Regions from separate parts of the Homo sapiens genome. Here regions 1, 2, 3 and 4 are each linked to region 5. Evidence: chromatin contacts called from ENCODE Hi-C or POLR2A ChIA-PET data. All regions are on one chromosome and are shown on one strand. The core of a region is the stretch at or near the end of the contact, and the rest is flanking DNA. Distances in the headings are between cores, read along the strand shown.

The links. A loop is a pair of places that touch in the nucleus more often than their neighbours do. ChIA-PET counts read pairs that join two places held with the same protein, here RNA polymerase II (POLR2A). Pooled maps may share reads with other maps.
Region 1: a map with no recorded cell type shows a loop between it and region 5 (5-fold over the local background). The contact joins the promoter of ZNF398 here to the promoter of REPIN1 in region 5. A Hi-C loop is called at or near these places in 4 of 37 single-sample maps with no recorded cell type and 6 of 50 pooled maps.
Region 2: a pooled map shows a loop between it and region 5 (5-fold over the local background). The contact joins the promoter of ZNF425 here to the promoter of REPIN1 in region 5. A Hi-C loop is called at or near these places in 1 of 37 single-sample maps with no recorded cell type and 6 of 50 pooled maps. POLR2A ChIA-PET finds 5 or more read pairs at or near these places in 1 of 52 experiments (OCI-LY7).
Region 3: a pooled map shows a loop between it and region 5 (17-fold over the local background). The contact joins the promoter of PDIA4 here to the promoter of REPIN1 in region 5. A Hi-C loop is called at or near these places in 2 of 37 single-sample maps with no recorded cell type and 11 of 50 pooled maps.
Region 4: a pooled map shows a loop between it and region 5 (8-fold over the local background). The contact joins the enhancer-like site here to the promoter of REPIN1 in region 5. A Hi-C loop is called at or near these places in 1 of 37 single-sample maps with no recorded cell type and 3 of 50 pooled maps. POLR2A ChIA-PET finds 5 or more read pairs at or near these places in 1 of 52 experiments (GM12878).

Annotation. Positions count from the first base shown.
Region 1 is chr7:149,145,049-149,148,910 of GRCh38, reverse strand. ZNF398 (zinc finger protein 398) reads right to left here and starts at 1,458. Exons shown (of 6, transcript NM_170686.3): 1 at 1,145-1,458. The coding sequence starts at 1,168. LOC107986856 (a long non-coding RNA gene) reads left to right here and starts at 1,550. Exons shown (of 2, transcript XR_007060581.1): 1 at 1,550-1,928; 2 at 2,559-3,862. RefSeq lists silencers at 544-593, 734-883, 1,178-1,349, 1,014-1,653 and enhancers at 959-1,532, 1,964-2,013, 2,107-2,680, 2,681-3,254, 3,255-3,828.
Region 2 is chr7:149,125,032-149,128,947 of GRCh38, reverse strand. ZNF425 (zinc finger protein 425) reads left to right here and starts at 2,624. Exons shown (of 4, transcript NM_001001661.3): 1 at 2,624-2,752. The coding sequence starts at 2,735. It also overlaps the pseudogene RN7SL521P and a transcript of ZNF398 not described here. RefSeq lists enhancers at 1,645-1,694, 2,358-2,909, 2,910-3,461, 3,709-3,916 and silencers at 1,855-2,294, 3,026-3,199.
Region 3 is chr7:149,027,119-149,031,223 of GRCh38, reverse strand. It overlaps PDIA4 (protein disulfide isomerase family A member 4), which reads left to right and starts at 2,719. Exons shown (of 10, transcript NM_004911.5): 1 at 2,719-2,903. The coding sequence starts at 2,816. RefSeq lists silencers at 2,227-2,806, 2,877-2,946, 3,037-3,086 and enhancers at 2,411-3,004, 3,005-3,599.
Region 4 is chr7:151,471,010-151,474,809 of GRCh38, reverse strand. RHEB (Ras homolog, mTORC1 binding) reads left to right here. Exons shown (of 8, transcript NM_005614.4): 5 at 3,205-3,261; 6 at 3,369-3,416. Among named protein-coding and RNA genes, the nearest start is that of CRYGN, 33 kb to the right of the region's middle. RefSeq lists an enhancer at 1,485-1,744 and a silencer at 2,965-3,014. Within about 2 kb of position 1,874, at least 5 of the 41 ENCODE cell types and tissues checked have a DNase peak (open chromatin) inside an H3K27ac peak, as active enhancers do; they include GM12878, where a contact is called at or near this core.
Region 5 is chr7:150,366,237-150,370,196 of GRCh38, reverse strand. It overlaps REPIN1 (replication initiator 1), which reads right to left and starts at 1,375. Exons shown (of 3, transcript NM_001099695.2): 1 at 1,256-1,375; 2 at 329-526. The coding sequence starts at 485. The region is part of intron 3 of REPIN1-AS1 (REPIN1 antisense RNA 1); the gene reads left to right. RefSeq lists enhancers at 1-191, 192-997, 998-1,802, 1,842-1,901 and silencers at 462-611, 1,122-1,591.

The DNA.
Region 1 (3,862 bases), core at 209-2,708, 1.2 Mb after region 5:
TCATGATAGCTGATGAGCTAAAAAAAAAAAAAAAAAAAAAAAAAAAAGACAAAGAAAAAGGTCCGTGCATAAATCTCATGATGTTCTAGGAAAGTTTACGAATTTGTGTTGGGCCGCATTTAAAGCAGTCCTAGTCCGCATGCGGCCTGGGGGCCGCGGGTTGGACAAGCTTGATTTAGAGTTTTGTATGCGGCTTCCCTTATATTTCTATTAGCCAGGACTGGCACAACACAGGATCATCGCTACCATCCCACCTATACACAAAAAAAAAGGTTGGAAAAAAGAAAAACAGGTCCAAGAGTGGAGGTGGCACTTCCCTCTGCTCTACCCCCTACCCATCGCTGCTCTTCCTCCTTTTCCCAGTCACCCCTCATGTGCCAGGGTGGCTCCTGACCCAGTACAATTGCTCTCCTAGAGGTGACCAAAGACCTCTTGGGTGGCAAATGCGATCAGTGCTTTCCCCGCGGCCTGACCGTCCCCTTCTCATTCTACGGGGCTGCGTGCAGGCGCGGCCCGGTCGCCTCGGTCGCCCTGGCAACTGGCCGCTGCCGGCCCCCGCAGGCCTTGGCAAACACCCGCGAATGAACCGCCACGCACGCGAGGCCACTCCAGCCTCCGGGTCCGCACCATTCATTCGGCAGCTATTTCGGGAGGGCCTCCCGCGTGTCCCGAGTCCGGTGCCGGGAGCCCAGGCGTCACGCAGCGCGGCGGGAATGCGCCTCCGCACACTTAAATGCCGCCCGCGCCACCGCTCAGATTGCTGGTGACGAACGCTCCCGCGGCCGCGAGAATGGCTGACGGCTCCCCAGCCCAACCCCGCTGCGCGTCTGGCGGGCAGGCGTGGGGCTGACACGCAGCAGGCACCCCCTCGACTTCAACCCAACTGCAGGGCCCCGGGTCTCATAGCTGCCTGCGAGTGCCCCTCAGACCTGCGGCCCAGCCTGGTGTCCCCGGGTGGGCGGTTTCACACCCACCCGCTAAGTCCCCTCACGCGAGGCTGCAGCCGCCAAGCACGGGCGACAGGCGACGTGGCCGGCGGGACCCGAGAACGGCGCCTATGCCTGGCAGCTCCCTGCCCGCCCGCCTTCCTCCCTCGGGGTCTGGGTCTCGGGGGCTCACAACACTCGCGCGCGGCCGCCCTTACCGGGGCCGGGGCCGCCTCAGCCATGGCCCTGCGCTGTCTAGCCCGGGCCTCGGAAGTCGCCGCCGCTGCCGCCGCTGCCACCGCGCCCGGCTCCAAGCAGGCCCGGCCGCCGGGTCCTCTCCACAGGCGGCGCCGACCCGGCCCTGCCTTCCCCGCACGGACGGGACTCACGCGGCCGTCGGGGCTCGGGACGCGCAGGAACGCGGCGGAGGCGCGGTGCAGCAGGCGGCGGATCAAGCTGGGGTCGCGAGGCCGACTCCGCCGCACTCCACCCGCAGCGGCCCCTCAGCTGGCGCTTTGTGGGCAGCGAGTGCACCGGGAACCGCGCGGGCCTAGACGCGCCGCAGGCTCGCGCTGCCCAGCCACCGCGGCCAGCGCGCCCCCTGCCGGCCCCTGCGGCCAGCGCCCCCCGCGTCGCCTCCGCCCCTCCCCCCCAGCTCTTGGGCTTCGGTGTGGGGAGGGTTGTTATTTGGGGCCCACGTGTGTTCCGCTTTCTCACATTCCCACGAGAAGGTTCAGCTCACCGCAGTTTAGGACCCAGCCGCAAAGCCGGGCTCATTCTGGGGAGTGATTTTCTTCACGGAGGCTCGATACGCAGGCGCCGTCTGCAGGCAACAGCTTCTGCTGAAGGGCAGCCGTATTTAGAACAGCGGAAATGTGCAGGGTGAGAGTAAGGGGGACACGGCTGAAGGGAGCCTATGGGTGGAATGAGTGACGGAGAGGCACAATTTTGGAATGAAGAAGATATAGATCATTTGCGGAAATTACAAATGTGGTTGCCAAGGTGAGGCGGTTCAGGTCCCACGCGGCCTGTGTTGGGATCAATAATATTTTAAGGTCTCCTTCACATCTCGGATTATTGACTCTCCGGGGCCTGGTCTGGAAATAGGATTCTTAATTTTTGTTTATTTATTTATTTAGAGACGGAGTCTCACTCCGTCGCCCAGGCTGGAGTGCAGTGGCGGGATCTCGGCTCACTGCAACCGCCTTCCGGGTTCAACCGATTCTCCTGCCTTTGCCTCCCAAGTAGCTGGGATTACAGGCATGTACCACCATGCCCAGCTAATTTTTTTTTTTTTAAGTGGAGACGGGGTTTCACCATGTTGGCCAGGCTGGTCTGAAACTCCTGACCTCAAATGATCCACCCGCCTTGGCCTCCCAAAGTGCTAGGATTACAAGCGTGAGCCATTGCGCCCGGCCTTATTTATTGATTTATTTAGAGACAGTCTCCCTCTGTCGTCCAGGCTGGAGTGCAAGTGGCACAAACAAGGCTCACTGCAGCCTTAAACTGCTGGGCTCAAACGATCCTTCCCCTCAGCCTGCCCGAGCATCTTGGACTACAGGCGCAGCTACCAAGCCCGGCTAATGTTTTATTTATTTGTATTTATTTATTTACTTATTTATTTTTCTGTAGAGACAGGGTCTCGCTATGTTGCCCAAGCTGGAGGAAGTGGAATTCCTGAGAGCAGCAGAGATCGAGCTTGGGGTTACGGTTTGCTGCGTCTGAGCAAAAGGACCTGCGAGAACAGGCCGAGCGCAGTGGCTCACGCCTGTAATTCCAGCACTTTGGGAGGCCGAGGCGGGCAGATCACCTGAGTTCCAGACCAGCCTGGCCAACATGGTGAAACCCCGTCTCTACTAAAAAATACAAAAATTAGCCGGGCGTGGTGTCGTGCACCTGATATTCCAGCTGCTCCGGAGGCTGAGGCAAGAGAATCGCTGGAACCCAGGAGGCGGAGGTTGCAGTGAGCAGAGATGGCAGCACTGCACTCCACCCTGGGCGACAGAGCTAGACTCCATCTTAAAAAAAAAAAAAAAAAAAAAGGACCTGCGAGAACAAAGTGTTTTCTGGTGAGGTTGTGTTTTAAGTCAACAGAGTGTGTGTAACAGCAGTAGGTTCCTTGCCCAATGCACATAGCAAGTCTATATGCAGAGACACCAGGTTGCAGCAGAGAAAGAGGTCTAATCATAGGGCCACCTAAGGAGGAGACAGGAAGAAGCCTCACATCCATCTCTGCTAGGAATTTGGGAATTTGGGGTTAGAGTTTGTAAGGGTAATGGAGTTGACTGATTGGTGGGAGAGTGCTGGTGAAATCGTGGTACAAGGAGATGAAGAAACTACATTCTCATGCTCATCCCATTCCTCTGTGGGGGGTCTTCAAACTGGTTGAACTCAACTGTTTCACCGGAACTCGTGGTCTGAAAAACATCTTAAGCGATCCTTAAACAAAAGCCTTATGATTCTAATGTCAGAGATCCTGTCTACAGGAACAACAGGGATGCAAATCAATTCTTAGTCTGATGTCTGAAATCCTATCTATAGGAACAATAGAGATGCAAATGTCAGTATCTAGTGCCTTGTGACTATTAGCAACAAGGAAGTAGGCCGAAGTGCAGCCTGATTAATGCTTAATTATAACTATATTTCTGTCCAGAACCTGCATGCAATTTTTGTGAACCCTGTTGGGGCGGTTTCATGTGTGTGGTGATAGGATAAGCACATGACCCTGGTTTTCCAGGAAGTCTTCATTTCAAACATGTATGAATCAAACCCTGCTAAACCTGTATTTCAACACATGAATCAAGTCAATGCCCATAACAGTATAACTATCTGTAAATCACAAAAGTATGAGAACTATCCTGTTGGGGCAACTGCTCTTGAGCAGACTAAGTTACTTTTCGCCTGTGGCTACATATGCAGTCCGTAATTTGGGATTT
Region 2 (3,916 bases), core at 1,375-3,874, 1.2 Mb after region 5:
TACCTGTAATCCCAACTACTTGGGAGGCTGAGGCAGGAGAATCGCTTGAACCTGGGAGGCGGAGGTTGCAGTGAGCCAAGATCACACCACTCTACTCCAGCCTAGGCAACAGAGCAAGACTACGTCTGGAAAAAACCCAACAAACAAACAATATATATATATATATAATTTTATTTTATTTTATTTTATTTTTTTGAGACAGAGTCTCCCTCTGTCTTCCTCTCTCACCCAGGCTGTAGTGTCAGCACAATCTGTGCTCACTGCAACCTTCGCCTCCCAGGCTCAAGTAATCCTCCCACCTCTGCCTCCCAAATAGCTGAGATTAACGTCTTTGCCACTGTGCTGACAAAATCTTGTATTTTCTGTAGAGATGGGGTTTCGCCATGTTGCCCAGGCTGGTCTTCAACTCCTGTGCTCAGGCAATCCTACTGCCTCAGCCTCCCAAAGTGCTGGGATTACAGACGTGAGCTACTGCGCCCGGCCAGAGAATCTAGCACCTTTTAAAGGTTTAAATAGGAAATTTTTGCCATCTAAAGACAGTCACTATGAGACATCCTAAGAATCTTGGTCTCCACAACCCCTTATCTTAACCCAGACACTCCTTTCTATGAACCTGGTCTTCAGATAGCCAATTGCCAATCAGAAAATCGCTGAATCCGCCTGTGACCTGTAAGCACCGCTTGGAGTTGTCCCGCCTTTCCTGACAGAACCAGTGTACACTTTACATGTATTGACTGATGTCTTAAGTCTTCCCAAAACGTGTAAAATCAAGCTGTAACCCAACCACCTTGGATACATGTTCTTAGGACCTCTTCAGACAGTACCTTGGCCTTCCTCACTCATATTTGGCTCAGAATAAACTTCTAAATATTTTACAGTTTGACTCTTCGTAAACATGGATGAATCACAAAAGCATTACGCTTTTGAGGAGCCAGTCACAAAAGGTTATATCATACTGTATGATTCCATTTATATACCATTTCTAAAAAGAGAAAACTAGGTTTCAAGAGCAGATCAGTCCTTGCCAAGGATCCAGGTGTCGGAGGGAGTGACCATAAAGCAAATGAAGCACAGAAGAGAATGGCAGCACAAGGAGTTTCAGGGTGGGACAGGGCTCTTCCGTATCCTGGTTACAGTGGTTACTACACGTATACATACATATGTGAAAATTCATAGAACTTTACACCCAAAGAAACGTTAGTTTTTTTGTTTGTTTGTTTTTGGTTTTTTTGAGATGGAGTCTCCCTCTGTCGCCCAGGCTGGAGTGCAGTGGCGCGATCTCGGCTCACTGCAAGCTCCGCCTCCCGGGTTCACGCCACTCTCCCGACTCAGCCTCCCTAGGAGCTGGGACTACAGGCGCCCGCCACAACGCTCGGCTATTTTTTTTTTTTTTTTTTTTGTATTTTTAGTAGAGACGGGGTTTCGCCGTTAGCCAGGATGGTCTCGCTCTCCTGACCTCGTGATCCGCCCGCCTCCGCCTCCCAAAGTGCTGGGATTACAGGCGTGAGGCACCGCGCCCATCCGAAACGTTAGTTTTAATGTAAGGTTTTTTTTTTTTAACCCTTTAATCAGTAAGGTGCATCTACATTTCACGATTCCGGGACAAATACAGATGTGCACACGCTCCTCAGCCTATGCAGGGACTACTTTCTCATGGACATCCTTTCTAACTACACACTTTTCATTTGTTACTTTAGCCTGACACCTAAAACATGACTAGGACAGAATGCGAGGTTGATTTTCTGGGGACAGTCGCCACCCCCTTCCTTGCCCTCTCTCTCCTTTCTGTCTCTCCCTGGTTTCCCCTTCTGCGTCTTCCCACCTCTCCCGTTTTTGCGTCTTCGTGTTTCTCACGCCCTGTGTCATGGCCTCCTCCGTCTTCTCCCGCTCTGTCACAGTCTCCCGCCGGGGGCTAGGGGTGCCCGGCCCGCATCCCTGGGCGACCCTGAGTCCCCGCAGGCGGCCCCGAGGCCGGGGTGGCTTCCGCATGGGGTCTCTGCCCGAGGCCTTTCTCTGCCAAGGAGGGAGTGTGGACGCTCGGGGAGCCCAGAAGGGCGCTGCACCCACGGGGACCGGACGTGGTGGGCGGACCCCTCCTCCGCGTCCCCGACGGGACATGCCCGGGGCCCACACGGCCTCCGCGCCCCCGGCGGGACGGACACCCCGGGCCACCGCGCGCCCCCCACCACCTACCCGGCCTCGCTGGATTCCCGGGACCCCCTCACAAACGAAACCCTCGAGCTCATCCCTGACTTGGGGGCAGCTTTGGAAGGAACAGCACCGGACTCTCACCCTCTCGCTGCCTCTCAGTCCGGGTTTCTGTGGAGCGCGTCTCCCAGTCGCTGTCCCTACTCTCTCCCTGTTCCTGCTCTCTCCATGTTCACCTGCCCCTCCGTTTCCCCTCCCGTCAGCTCCCTCATCTCGTCTTCGACCGCATCCCTCGCATGCAGATCCGGGAGTCCAAGGGTCCCTCAAAGACCGGCGTGCTGCGGCCCGCACGGAGGGTGCCCGGGCCCCTCCTCTGAGGACCGACTCCCTCTGGCGGCGCCGCTCCTCCCGCCCGCAGGGGGCGCTATGGGGCGGAGCGGCTTCCGCTTCCGAGCGCCGAGTCCCAGCATGCACCGCGCCCGGCCGGCTCTGCCTTTGGGGGCCAGCAGGGCTGTACCTGGGAGTTGGGTTGGGGCGGAGCGGAGGGGAGGCCGTGCCAGGCAGGGCCGGTTCGTGCGGAACCGCCATGGCCGAGCCGGCTTCGGTAAGAAGGGCCGGTGGAGGATGCAGGCTCTGTCGAAACTCGGGTCCCTGTCGCAGCTGGATTGGGGTCCGCGTCCAGGGAGTGGGGCGGCCGGGGCCTGGGCCTGGGGGTTGGCAGTGGCCCACGGACTGAGCTCCGGGCTGGGCTGGAGAAGGTGCAGTCTTGCTGCGTGTGCTGTTCTGGAATTGACCTGGGGAAAAGCTGGTCTGGCCGGGCTTGGCCGCGCGCGTCTGTGGCCCCGGCCACTCGGAAGGCTGAGGCGGGAGCAGCGCTTGAGCCCGGGAGCTCTGCGCTGTATATGCGCTAGGTCCGTCGCGCGGTGCCTCTGAGTTCTGCATCTGTGTGGTGACCTCTCGGGAGCGGGGACCACCAGGTTCCCCAGGGAGGGGGAACCGGCCCAGCTCGGAAACCGAGCAGGGCAAAACCCCAGTGCTGATCGTTAGTGGGATCGCGCCTGTGAATAGCCACTGCCCTCCAGCCTGGGCAACAGCCAGACCCCGTCTGTTTAATACATAAATAAAAGTTGGTTTGGGAGAAAGAATCCGGGTGGGAAAGATCTGTTTCTCGGCCTGTTGTAGGCTCAGATCAACAACGCTGTCCCTGCCTTCAGTGTCGGGGCTCTGAACCTCGGGGTCTCTCTGGGGCCCGTGCTCTCCTGCTGAAGGTAGTTTCAGAGAAGCACATCAGTGTTAAGCAGATGAGAAAAAGGAGAAGGAAAGCTGGAACTGAGAGAAATTGGAGACCGCTCCCTCTAGGAAAGGACAGAAAACTTAAAATGAATTGGGTGGTTAGCGTAAATCGAATTTACCGTAAATGCTGTAGTATTGTAATGTAGTATTGAAAATTTGAGCACCGGTTTTAGAGTTTGAAAGGCGTATCCTGAGGCTTAATCCAAGAAACCCTGTTACATTCAGTTAAGTATAACTTGCTTAAGTGTGCAAGTTTTTCTTGTGCCCCCAATGAAATTTTATAATCTTAGGAATGTAATGCTCCTTATTTGCATTTGATTCTTCCCTTTTGCTTCCCACTCCTTTTCCCCACCCTCCTTTGGCAGGTACAGATTCTTTTCTGATTTCTCCAAGCTTTGTTTCTACAGCCAGGCTTTCTTTTTTTCTCTCCTCTTTAAGTGATTGGGAATCTCCTGGAATATTCCTCTCTGTTCTG
Region 3 (4,105 bases), core at 1,470-3,969, 1.3 Mb after region 5:
GCAAATATCACCAAAAACTGTATGTCAATAAATTTGACAACTTATATGAAATGGACAAATTCCCACCAACTACTGAAACTCACTGAAGAAGAAATAACCTGAATAGCCCTATATCTATTACAGAGATTAAATTTATAGTTGATTGATCTTTGATTTTTTTTTTTTTTTTTGAGATAAGGTCTCGCTTTGTCACCCAGGCTGAATGCAGTGGTGTGACCTCTTCTCTAGTAAGTCTATGCAGAAGCAGAGGAAAATGCATGTTCAAATTGGTCTGTAAACCCAGCATAATAGTGTTAAATCACAGCTCTGGGGATAAACCAGGGAGAAGTTCATTTACATGAATGAATTTCCAAACTAGGGTCCGTTTCTATGATTCTTTTTTTTTTTGAGATGGAGTCTCACTATGTCGCCCAGGCTGGAGTGCAGTGGCGCAATCCCAGCTCACTGCAACCTCCGCTTCCAGGGTTCAAGTGATTCTCCTGCCTCCTCAGCCTCCCAGGTGGCTGGGATTACAGGCACGCGCCACCATGCTCAGCTAATTTTGTATTTTTAGTAGAGACAGGATTTCACCACGTTGGCCAGGCTGATCTGGAACTCCCCACCTCTCATGATCCGCCTGCCTCAGTCTCCCAAAGTGCTGGGATTACAGGAGTGAGCCACTGTGCCCGGCCTCATATCTATGATTTGACAGACAGCCTCTCTACGCTTACAACAACCAACTGTGGAGATCTTGGATATAGTCATGGAAGTATCATTTCTCATCTCTCTCCATTCTGACCCTCAACACAGTGCTGTTTGTACCCATAACAAAATTGAGTGAAAAATTTAGGGATAAAGAGAAAGGAGCTTTCCAACTTGATAAAGTTCTGTTTTGTTGAATGAACTTCTATAGCTATACCCTAAATGCTTTCAAAAAGAACATTGTTACTTTAATGTCACAAGATATATGTGTGTTTATACACATATACAGACAGCACTTCAAGAGCCTTCTTCCTATCTTTGTATCAACAAAAGGCCAGTGAAATTGTGTTTCTCCCACCACTGAGCAAATGGGGTCCTCATTCCTCTCAGTTTAACAGTGTCATAGGAAACAAGAAGAAAGATGAGAACTCTGACTTGTCTTTTTGAAGAACAGGTCTATCTTTAACATGATATTAAGGCTGGGCACGGTGGCTCACACCTGTAATCCCAGCACTTTGGGAGGCCGAGGTGGGTGGATCACTTGAGGTCGGTCAGGAGTTTGAGACCAGCCAGGCCAACGTGGTGAAACCCTGTCTCTACTAAAAATATAAAAATTAGCAGGGAGTGGTGGCGGGCGCCTGTGGTCCCACCTACCCGGGAGGCTGAGACAGTAGAATCACTTGAACCCAGGAGGCGGAGGTTGCAGTGAGAGGAGATGGCGCCACTGCATTCCAGCTTGGGTGACAGAGCAAGACTCTTGTCTCAAAAAATAAAATAACATGATACCGAACTGTCTGGTGGCCCACATTCATAGCACTCTAATAAATCAGTGTGTACAGTTGCATAATGTTCTGCCCTACAAAATTGACCAGGAACCATCAGATTAATAGGCATTCAACAAAAAAATTAAGTATTTTTAATTGCTAAGGTCTGTGAGTTATCCCTTTTTTCTTCCTCACGTAATAATCTGCACACACGAGAAAATATTCCTGAACTTGAGTTTCTATTTTTTTTCTTTTCCCTATTTGCCTTCTCAAACTCCCAGGTGTTAAAAAAAAGTCTCAAACTTAATGCACATTACAGGCTTCTTTTCTGACATACAAAAATCGTCATCTTAACCTAGTTTTCTTCTCCAAAGTGGTCAAGAGGGAAAACCTCAAGCTTTTATTCAGATCTATGTAAACCACTAGATTGCCTATCTGGTATTTCCTTTTGCAGAAAATCACTAGAAAACTAAATAAGACGAGGCAAAGTTTAGACAAGAATCTGATGGCTTGTTTCTCCGAGATGCAACCTTGGAGAGAGGCTTCCCCAGATTCTAGTCTGGATTCACTTTACTGCATGCTCTTCCCCGCTCTCTAGCTCAATACTCCGGAGAGAAATGAAACTTTTATTTGCTCGAGCAGAAAAAGAAATTAAGAAGGCCACGAACATGCAGCGGACTTGGAGCCCCTTTCTAGCAACAAACAGGCTCGTGCTCCTCCGCCCGCGTTGGTCTCCAGCTTCCCAGAGCCCCGGCGGGTTGCGAGGACCGCCCTGCTCGCCACTGCTCCCCACCGCTCCGGTACCGACACGTGTTCTTACTGCCAAGTTCGGCCGCAGGATGCTGAGCCGAGCCCCGCCCCGCTCCACATTTCCCAGGCTCCGCCTCTCCTGCCCCGCCCCCGGCACCGATTGCCAATAGCGCCCCGAGGCGTAGCCAGGTCCCGCACTCCCCGTGCCCGGCCCGCCGCCTTTGTTCTCCCCCGCTCTCCCTCTTGGCCTGTGCGCTCCCGGCAAACCGAGTGGCAGCCGCTGATTGGTGGTTGTGGCGCAGCCAATCAGAAGGGGGCACCTCACGTTAGGGCTCGGAGTTTTAAACGCGCAGCCGAGGGCCGCGCGCAGGAGTAGGGAGGGCCTAGGGCGGCGGAGCCGACTCGTCGCGGCCGAGGCGCGCGCGGTCCGTGCCGGCGTCAGTCTGGGATTGGCCGGCCCGCGACTTCCTCCGCCCCCTGCCAATCGCCGGGGACGACTTCCGTGGGTTTTTCCGGCTCCCCCGCGTCGCTAAGGAGCGACGGGCTGTCGGCCAGACCCCGAGTTCTCGGTGCGCTCAGCGGCCGCCGACGCTAGGAGGCCGCGCTCCGCCCCCGCTACCATGAGGCCCCGGAAAGCCTTCCTGCTCCTGCTGCTCTTGGGGCTGGTGCAGCTGCTGGCCGTGGCGGGTGCCGAGGGCCCGGACGAGGGTGAGCGGCAAGCGCGCCGCGGGTCGGGCTGTGCTTGCGGGGGCTGCAGAGCTGTGCGGGGGCCTGGGCCCTGCGACCCCGGCGGGCGGGCTTCCGCGCGGTCAGCTCCAGAACTAGTGATGGGCGCCGAGCCCGGGGTAAACTTGGCGGAGTTGAAGGGGCGGGGGCGGTGGCTGTGGCAGTGGCAGGATCGATTTGGGGTTCCCGGGAGAGGAAGGTGGCCGGGGTCTCTTGGGCTCCGACGCCCTGGAAGACCCCTGTCACCCGAGGCTGGGAGAGGGCTGCAGAGCGCCTTTTTTGCAGCTGGGTCCTTCGCCTTAATTTACAGATTTTCGTCAGGTCCAGGCTAACTCCAGGCGAACGCGCCCAGGCAGTGGGAAGGGAGAGGGAGAGCCACTGGAGAGAAGGGGCGAGGGCGTGAAGAAACAAGTGCGAGTTCTTTGGAACAGCAAGCATTCCTTTTCAAAATGTGGTCTGTAGATTTGGAAATGATTAATCCATAGATTCTGGAGAAAGGGATGGCTTGGTTTGCACCTTTGAGAAACTAGAGATACCATTCCTTCTGCATTTAGCATTTACTGTGTGCCAGTCCCTGTACTGGGTTCTGGGAGGAAAAGATTGTGAGTGTGGTCCCTGCCCATGAAGCGCGTACTCCAGTAGGAATAGTAACAACTACTTCATGGTCCCTGCATTTTTCTTCGAAGTGAGCTAGCTGCAGACATAAGAACTCTGAAGATTAGGAAGTGCTAATTAAGGAAAAGTTGTTATTCCTAGAGAATAAGGCATCCAGGTACTGGTCTTTACCTTCTTCCTCTCTGCCCTTACTTTTAATCACTAGCTTTTTAACCTTCTGAGTTTGTTCTAATATAAATATACACTCTTTGATAATGTTAGTGTGTAGGGAAATCGTGAACTTTATACTCTTTCAAACAGATTGAGTAACTTCTGCGTGGGTCACTGATTCAAAAAGAGTCTTTGCCCAAATAGAAAAGGAAGTAAAAACCCACACTCGGCGAGAAAAACACCTGCCGAAAGGAATCCGATAGCGGGACTGCTTACAAATTGTGTCTTGAGACCTTTACCCAAATCATGTTTGTTTAAATAGTGTTTATTTAAATACAGATACCCAAAATACACTGAAGCAGAATGCAGGGGTGGGCCCCGGAATCTGCGTTTTAAGTCAGTTTTCCCTTGAGACATAG
Region 4 (3,800 bases), core at 625-3,124, 1.1 Mb before region 5:
TTAACCTCTATCTAAATAATAACCATTTTCATTGTTTGTGAAATAAAACAGAAGTCTCACATTATTCCTTTATATCATAAAACCCCTGTAGAATTGCTCTTTCTGAGTAAATAAAGCGAAAATACATCCTATTTCATAATTTCTAGAAATGGAAAAAAGAAACCTGCAGTTGAGAGATGTGAGATTTGGGTTTTCATTTATCCCCACTAACAACTTTGGACAAGTTACTTCACCGTACCTTTGTCGCCTGTAAATTGGGTATATTGATATAGGAGTAGATCTCTCCTATCTGAGGCAGCCGGGTTACTTACTTTAAAACATTAGTTAAGGGCCAGGCGCAGTGGCCCACACCTGTAATCCCAATACTTTGGGAGGCCGAAGTGGGCAGATCATTTGAGGTCAGGAGTTCGAGACCAGCCTGGCCAACATGGTGAAACCTCATCTCTACTAAAAATACAAAAATTACCCGGGTGTGGTGGCGGGTGCCTGTAATCCCAGCTGCTCGGGAGGCTGAGGCAGGAGAATCTCTTGAACCTGGGAGGCGGAGACTGTATCATGAGCTGAAATCATGCCATTGCACTTCAGCCTGAGCGACAAAGCAAGGCTGTGTCTCAAAAAAAAAACAAAAAAACAACACTGGTTAAAGGGAAAAAAAATCGGAAAGGTGATGTCAATCTCCAGTGTTTTGTTTTAAAGCATAAATATACATTCAGTCACTCATCTTGTGAAATTTTCAAATTGTCATCTTTGAATATGAGTTCACCCACTGCTGTTCAGTATGACTACATCCACGATTTGTCCATTATGACTTCTGGTTCGGTTTCTTCCGAGTGAGATGCTTGGGAAACAGTCTACACCTCAACTATTTAGATTGCTGTGATTTTCCCCACCAGTCTTTTTCAGTTGGTTTGGCACACCTTATTAAGGAGCACCGTTTTTAGTAGATCAACTCACAGTATTCAACTTCTAGTTTTCAGACAAACAAAACTCTGTCTACACATACTTCAAAAGTTTGCAACATAAATTATGACTATGATGAATTTAACTGGCATAAGTGGGTTTGGGAACAAATGGGGCTGTTTTAAATAATGCCTTTTTTTTCTAGTAGCTCGTAGTTTAATCAGCATTCTCAAATTTGAGACATGAGGGAGTATGAGAAGAGTGGTGTTTTGTTTTTTAGAAATCTGTATGCTGAATACACAAATATTTATGAATATCCAAGAAATACGTCAGTAAAACTTTCCGAATCAACCAGTTTGATTCAGAAAATCAGTGATCTCAAGAAATTTAGCCACTTAGAACAGTACACATTTATGATCTCACAGTTTTTGTGGGTCAGGAATCTGGGTGTGGCCTAGCTGTGTCCTCTGCTTCAGTCTCTCAGAGCCACAGTGTGGGTATCAGCAGGGGCTGCAGTCCCATCTGAAGGCTTGCCTGGGGGAAGATGTTTCCCAGCGTGTTCACGTGGCTCTTGACAGGGTTGAGTTTCTTGCAAGTTGTTGGACTGAGCTTCTTAGTTCCTTGCTGGCCGCTGGCCTGAGGCTGCCCTCTGCTCCTTGCCAGGTGCTTCACTTCATTGGGGCAGGTGCACAAGAGAGCCAGGGAATTTCCTGCATGACAAGCCACTGTCTTTTATAACCTAACCGCAAAAGGGACATTCCATCACCTTTGCCATATTCTGTTCATTAGACGCACGTCACTAGGTCCATGCAGGGAGATGACACACAGTGTGGCCACTAGGAGAGCAGGAGATCTGGGAGCCGGCTCCAAGCTGCCTGCCACACAGTCCTAGTTCTTTCAGCTGTTTCTCACGTGACAGGGTACTGTATTTTTGCCCAAGTGGCGACACTTTTAAAGATAGGCAAATACAGCATGCGGAGGAAACCGTGGTTCTGTAATGCAACCGCAGGTCCTTAGGACACCCATATCCCATTTGTTGACCCACAGCGAGCTTGTAGGGGGGTTAAATTTCATTTTTGTTTTTATCAAATGACAGCACACATCGTTTAAAATAGCACAGTGTGTAATTCATTCAACAAGCTAACTTATTCTGAAGCTTGTGATGCAATCATGAACAAAGCAGACAAATCCCTGCCCTTGCGGACCTATTATTTCTGGTGTGGGAGACAAACAGTAAAACGACACACATGCGAGATAGGATGTCTGTGACCATGCTGCCAAGAAAAATAAAGTACGGAAGGGGTAAGAAATGGAAAGGAAATTTGTCATTTAGGGTAAACAGAAGAGGTGTAAGAAGTGACATTTGAGGCTGGGTGTGGTGGCTCACGCCTGTAATCCCAGCACTTTGGGAGGCCGAGGCAGGCGGATCACGAGGTCAGAAGTTTGCGGCTTGAGAGTCACTGGGGCCGAGTAAAGATGGCCACCCATCAGAGGATGTTGAACCAGGCACCGTCCATCTGCTGCAGCAGAGTCCTCTGGTTGCTGTGCTGAGCAGGGGTGGCGGGGAAGGGTTGGGGCTGTGGAACTGATGCAGGCAGACTTGGGCCAGGAATTCACACCTCAGCGGCAGCAGTGGAGGGGAGTGAGAAGCCGTCAGATTCTAGGTAGGATTTGAAAGTAGAGCCAGTGATGTGCTGGCAGATGTTTGCATGGGTTTTTTGGGGGAGGGTGGAAAATGATTTGTGGCCATTTGCCAGCAGTCAGTGGTATAAATAATCCTGCTGTGGCAGATTTCAAGTGATCATTATGACATCTCAGATCCCCTTCCCGGTGAGAGCCACCTCCATCCTAGAGTCATCGGCTCATTGATCTGATTGAAAGCCAAGAGATACTGGCATCACCCAGAGAATGTATGTACCTAGGAAAGAACACAGGAGCAGGCTGAATGTACTAGGGCACTCTAGGAAAAGCTGTTCAAGTTGTAATGTAAACAGTTGGTTCTTTGCTGAATGAGTTGGGTGATTAAAATTTGCATTTATGTGGTTTCTCAGCCCAGTGGTAGGCTTTCCGTTTGAATGCCTTACCTGTTTCACTTTGAATATCCTCAGTCAGGGTTGCTGAGTGTCAGATGTATGCACATGTGAATGGATTGCTAGGAAAAAACAGGAGTTCTTTGTGTTCATTTTATGTTATGTTAAAATGGTGAGTCTGTGACATTTTACATTTTTCCAGCTGGCAACATAACATACATTTAAAAACTTCAACATTAAAATGGATGTCTAATTTATACTTTTTGTTTTATAGTTTTGAAGTGATTAAAGTTATCCATGGCAAATTGTTGGATATGGTGGGGAAAGTACAGTAAGTAGTACCATTTTATCTGCTTGTTAGAGAAACTTCTTTTAATAGTATCTTCTGAGCAATACAATCTGGCACTTACTGGTTTGTCTTTTTTTTCTTACAAATAGAATACCTATTATGTTGGTTGGGAATAAGAAAGACCTGCATATGGAAAGGTATGTAGCTTTTATAAAGTCAAATCTAAGATGATTTAGTCACTGAAGTATCATTTTAATTATTGTTCTGATGTCAAGAATATTTTTAGCTGTAGCATTTTTATCCGTTCAGAGGTGTTATGGTCGTGTGCAGCAGAAGCAAAAGTGGAATAGAAATCTCACATTCCTCTAGAAAAGAGAGAGCAAACTTTATAGGAAACTACCTTTAGGTTATCTGCCACTTTGCATAAAGCAAATTCTAAAAAGACATAGTGCTCATTTATGCAGCAAGTGGTTTTTGAGTACCAGGGTTTGGGATTACAGTGAGGAGCAAAGGAGGCAGATGTCCCCTGCCCAGGCAGCTTCATGTCAGAGAGGAAGAGACTCTACAGCCTGCATGCAAGA
Region 5 (3,960 bases), core at 126-2,625:
CAGGGGCTGCCCCATGTTCAGCTCTTCCACAGCTCAGGGGAGCCCAGATTCCTGCACAGGAGCCTCCTCCGCGGAAGGAGGAAGGAAGCAGTTAGGCTCCTAAGGGCCCTTCTGTGCCTGCTCACAAGCTCCAGACACATCCTTCTAAATTCCCTAGAGCGCACTCTCTCTTCTCAGGGAACACAAAGGTCACTCATTCCCAGTGTCAGACTGTGCACAGGGAAGACCCCAGGATATGAGAAAGGGCCATTTCCTTCCGCCGGGATGGGGACGCCCGTGCACCCCTGTTGTGGCGTGGTTTGGGAGCACAGCAAAGGCCAGACTCTACCCTGGAGACTGCAGAGCTGGGGATGAGGCTTTTTCCAGCTCCTCTTGGGGATGTTCCTGGGGATACTTCCGCGGCTGCAGCGCCTGCTTCGGCCCACACTCCGGTAGCCCCCAGGTGTTAGAGAAAACTGCAGTAATAAAGACACCCCTATCCCCATGGCAGAGCTCAGACCTCTGACTGCAGAGAGGCCAGCCTTACCTGTGGGGAGGGAAGAGAAAACAGAAGTGAGGCTCTGAGCTCCTCTAGGGCAGTCAGCTTTGTGTCCTCACCAGCCACAACCCCTCCCCCCACAAAGCCACACGCACCAGCCATAAGCCCCACATCCTGCCTGGCAGAGTGACCTTAATGGACATTGGATTAATAAATGAATGTGCCCCTTCAACAAGGAAGCACACTGCTGTCTTTCGGGGTCACTTTCTTCCCTGGTAAGGTCACGGAACGAATTCTCCATTCTGTGGCCAGAGTCTGGGCTTTCCCTGATGGCCAAAGGCCGGCCTATGGCAGGAACTCTGGAATCCCTGCTGGCTCCCCTTCCCCCAGCCTCCTCCCGACAGGAATTCCAGGCCTATTTCCCATGGGGCTGCGCAGGGCCAGCTGGTGTGACCACGACTCCGTCAGAATCCCCTTCCGCATCGCGGCTGGCCGCGGGTGGCAGAAGCCCCACACCGCCCTTTTGTACTGATGCGTGTCCTCCGTCCACGCTCCCGGGCACACGGGTCCCGTTCTTGCGAGTGAGCCATTTCGGGTCCCACGCACGGCGCAGCTCGCGGAGCCTGTGCGCAGGTGCGCTCCCCCACCCCCGCAGATCCAGCAGCGTCCCCCCCCGCGCACTCACACACGGTCGCGCACACTCACGGTCACGCGCCCCGCAGGTGGAGCGGCCCCCCGCGGGCCCGCGGTGGCCCCGCGCCCCTGCCCCGGCCGTACCTCTGCGGCGGGCTGTGCAGGGACGCGGCGCCCGTCCATGGAGCCCGAAGGCCGGCCTCCGCGGCCCACTCTCGCTCCCCGCCCCGCCGCGGCGACAGCGGCAGGTTCGAGTTCACAACTGCCAGGCCCGTCCCCAACCTCCCCCCGCCGGGTTCCCAGCGCCACGTGACTACAGGAGCTGCCGAGGGTCAGTCGCCGGCTCCCGCGGCCGCGGCCTGGGGGCGGGGAGGGACTGCCGGGGCCGGGGCGCGGGCGCCCCCGCCAAGAGCGGGCCGGGTCACTCAAGCCACTGCCGCGCCAGGGCGGCAGGCCTCGGAGGGTCGGACTCCGTTGCCATGGCGACCACCAGCCCGGGTTTCTCTGGGACTGGCCGGAGCTCAAGTTTCCCGACCCTTTGTCCCTGCGGAGCACGCGCGTCCCCGGGCGACCGCGTGGCTGGCCTATGGTCACCGGGGTGTTCGGCCTTAGCTGCCTTATGAGAGGCTGGGAGCCCGTCGGGAGACTTCAAAGAGGGCTCCGGCAAGCCCCCGGAGCGTCGTTGCCCGGGCCTTTCTCAGGCCGCGCACCCCGGCCGCAGTGCGGACGCTTGCGGCCGCGGCGGTCCCGGGACGGCGGTGGCGCACCTGGAAGGCCCTAGCTTCCGATTTGTTCCAAAGTGGAGCACAAAAAGGCCCGATCCTGCGAACTTTGAAAAGGCCTCTCTTCACTCTTTTCTAGAAATTAAGAAAGAGCAGAAGTTGCTGGGCTTCCTCTGGCTGCGGGCCAAGCGTGGGGCGACGGCCGAGGTGGCCGTTGGCGCACGTGGGGCATTTCGCTTGGAAAGGCTCAGCAGCCTGTGTGGCGTCTGCGGTGGCAGGTGCGAGCCTGTGCCCATGACTCACCCACTAGCAGGTGGCCCTGGCTTTCCAAACTAAACACTTCCTGGGGTTTCCAGGGTAGTACAATTTCATGTACTTTCATGCTTTTCAACACAGGCAATTTTTGAATTGTATAATTAGTCGTAAAAATACTTTTTAAATCTATTGCATAAATAGGAAATAGGGGAACATAAAACTCAGTTTTACCTCGTAGAGTCAATTACATTTAATATTTTGGTATGTTGCCTCCGGTGTTTTCTCTACGTATATCCATGGCATGTCTGGCATAATTGGAATAATGCCTTGCGAAGATGTATTCTGCCTTCTTCACTTAACACGATCTTGTGAATTTTCTTCCATTTTATTAGATATTCTTTTAAACATGATTATTTATGGCTGTATAAAAGGAATATATTTTTTAAATGTTTTCTAAATTATCTTCCAGGAAAACGTATTAGTTTTCCCTGAGAAATGCCCATTTTCCATATACTTGACAACACAGACTTTTTTAAAAAAAAAATTTAGTTTGAAATGGTTATTTCTCATCTTTTGTACTTGCATTTCTTAGAGTACTAGTTAGCTGGATTGTTTTTTCACATGGTTATTTTTTGCCAGTTTTATTTTCTCTTGTGAATTTGTTTATGTCCATTTGCCCACTTTTCTATTTGCCCATTTTAAAAGTTGGGGAGTTGGTTTATTGTTTGGGGGGCACTCATAAAGTACAGGTATTAAAGACTTGTCATGTTTGTTGCAGACGTGTTTCCTCGTACTTGTTAACTTTTTTTTTTTTTTTTTTTGAGACAGGGTTTCACTCTGTCACCAGAGCTGGAGTGCAGTAGCACTATCATGGCTCACTGAAGCCAGGACTTCCTGAGCTCAAGCAATCCTCCCACCTCGGCCTCTGAGTAGCTGGGACTACAGGATCACATCACCACATCCAGCTAATTATTTTATTTTAATGTTTTTCTTCTGTAGAGATGGGGTCTCACTGTGTTGCCCAGGCTGGTCTCAAACGATCCTCCCGCCCCAGCCTCCCAAAGTGTTGGGATTACAGATGTGAACCACTGCATCCGGCCTACCTTTTCAGTTGTTGATGTGAGAAAGTTTTGCTTTAGTCTATGTGCTGCTGAAGCGAGCATAAGAAAGTTTTGTTTTATTTTTATTTTATTATTTATTTATTTATTTATTTATTTATTTATTTATTTATTTTGAGATGGAGTCTGGCTTGTCTCCCAGGCTGGAGTGTAGAGGGAGGTGTGATCTCGGTTCACTGCAAGCTCCGTCTCATAGGTTCTCGCCATTCTCCTGCCTCAGCCTCCCGAGCAGCTGGGACTACAAGTGCCCGCCACCACGCCCAGCTATTTTTTTGTATTTTTAGTAGAGACGGGGTTTCACTGTGTTAGCCAGGATGGTCTCGATCCCCTGACCTCGTGATCTGCCCGCCTTGGCCTCCCAAAGTGCTGGGATTACAGGCATGAGCCACCGTGCCCGGCGAGAAAGTTTTGTTTTAATGTGCCAAAACTTAGCAGTCTTCCTTTATGGTTTCTGCCTTTAGAGTTATGTTTAGAGAGGCTACCCGCAACCTAAAACTACATTGAATGTCTGCAGTTTTATCACAGAAAATAAGTTTTGGTAGCTGGTAGTTTAAGTACTTCCCCTACACAAAGATTCTGGGTTTTTTTATTCTTCATAACTTCTTGGCTAGAATCACTTCATTTATTCTTCCAAACTGACATGGAGCCGGCACCCCTCTTACAGGCCTGCAGGAAGTGGGGAGGGGGCAAGCATGGAAATAAAGGAAAATCTTGAATTCCTTCAAGGGAAATTCCAGGCACCCAGCTAGCAACC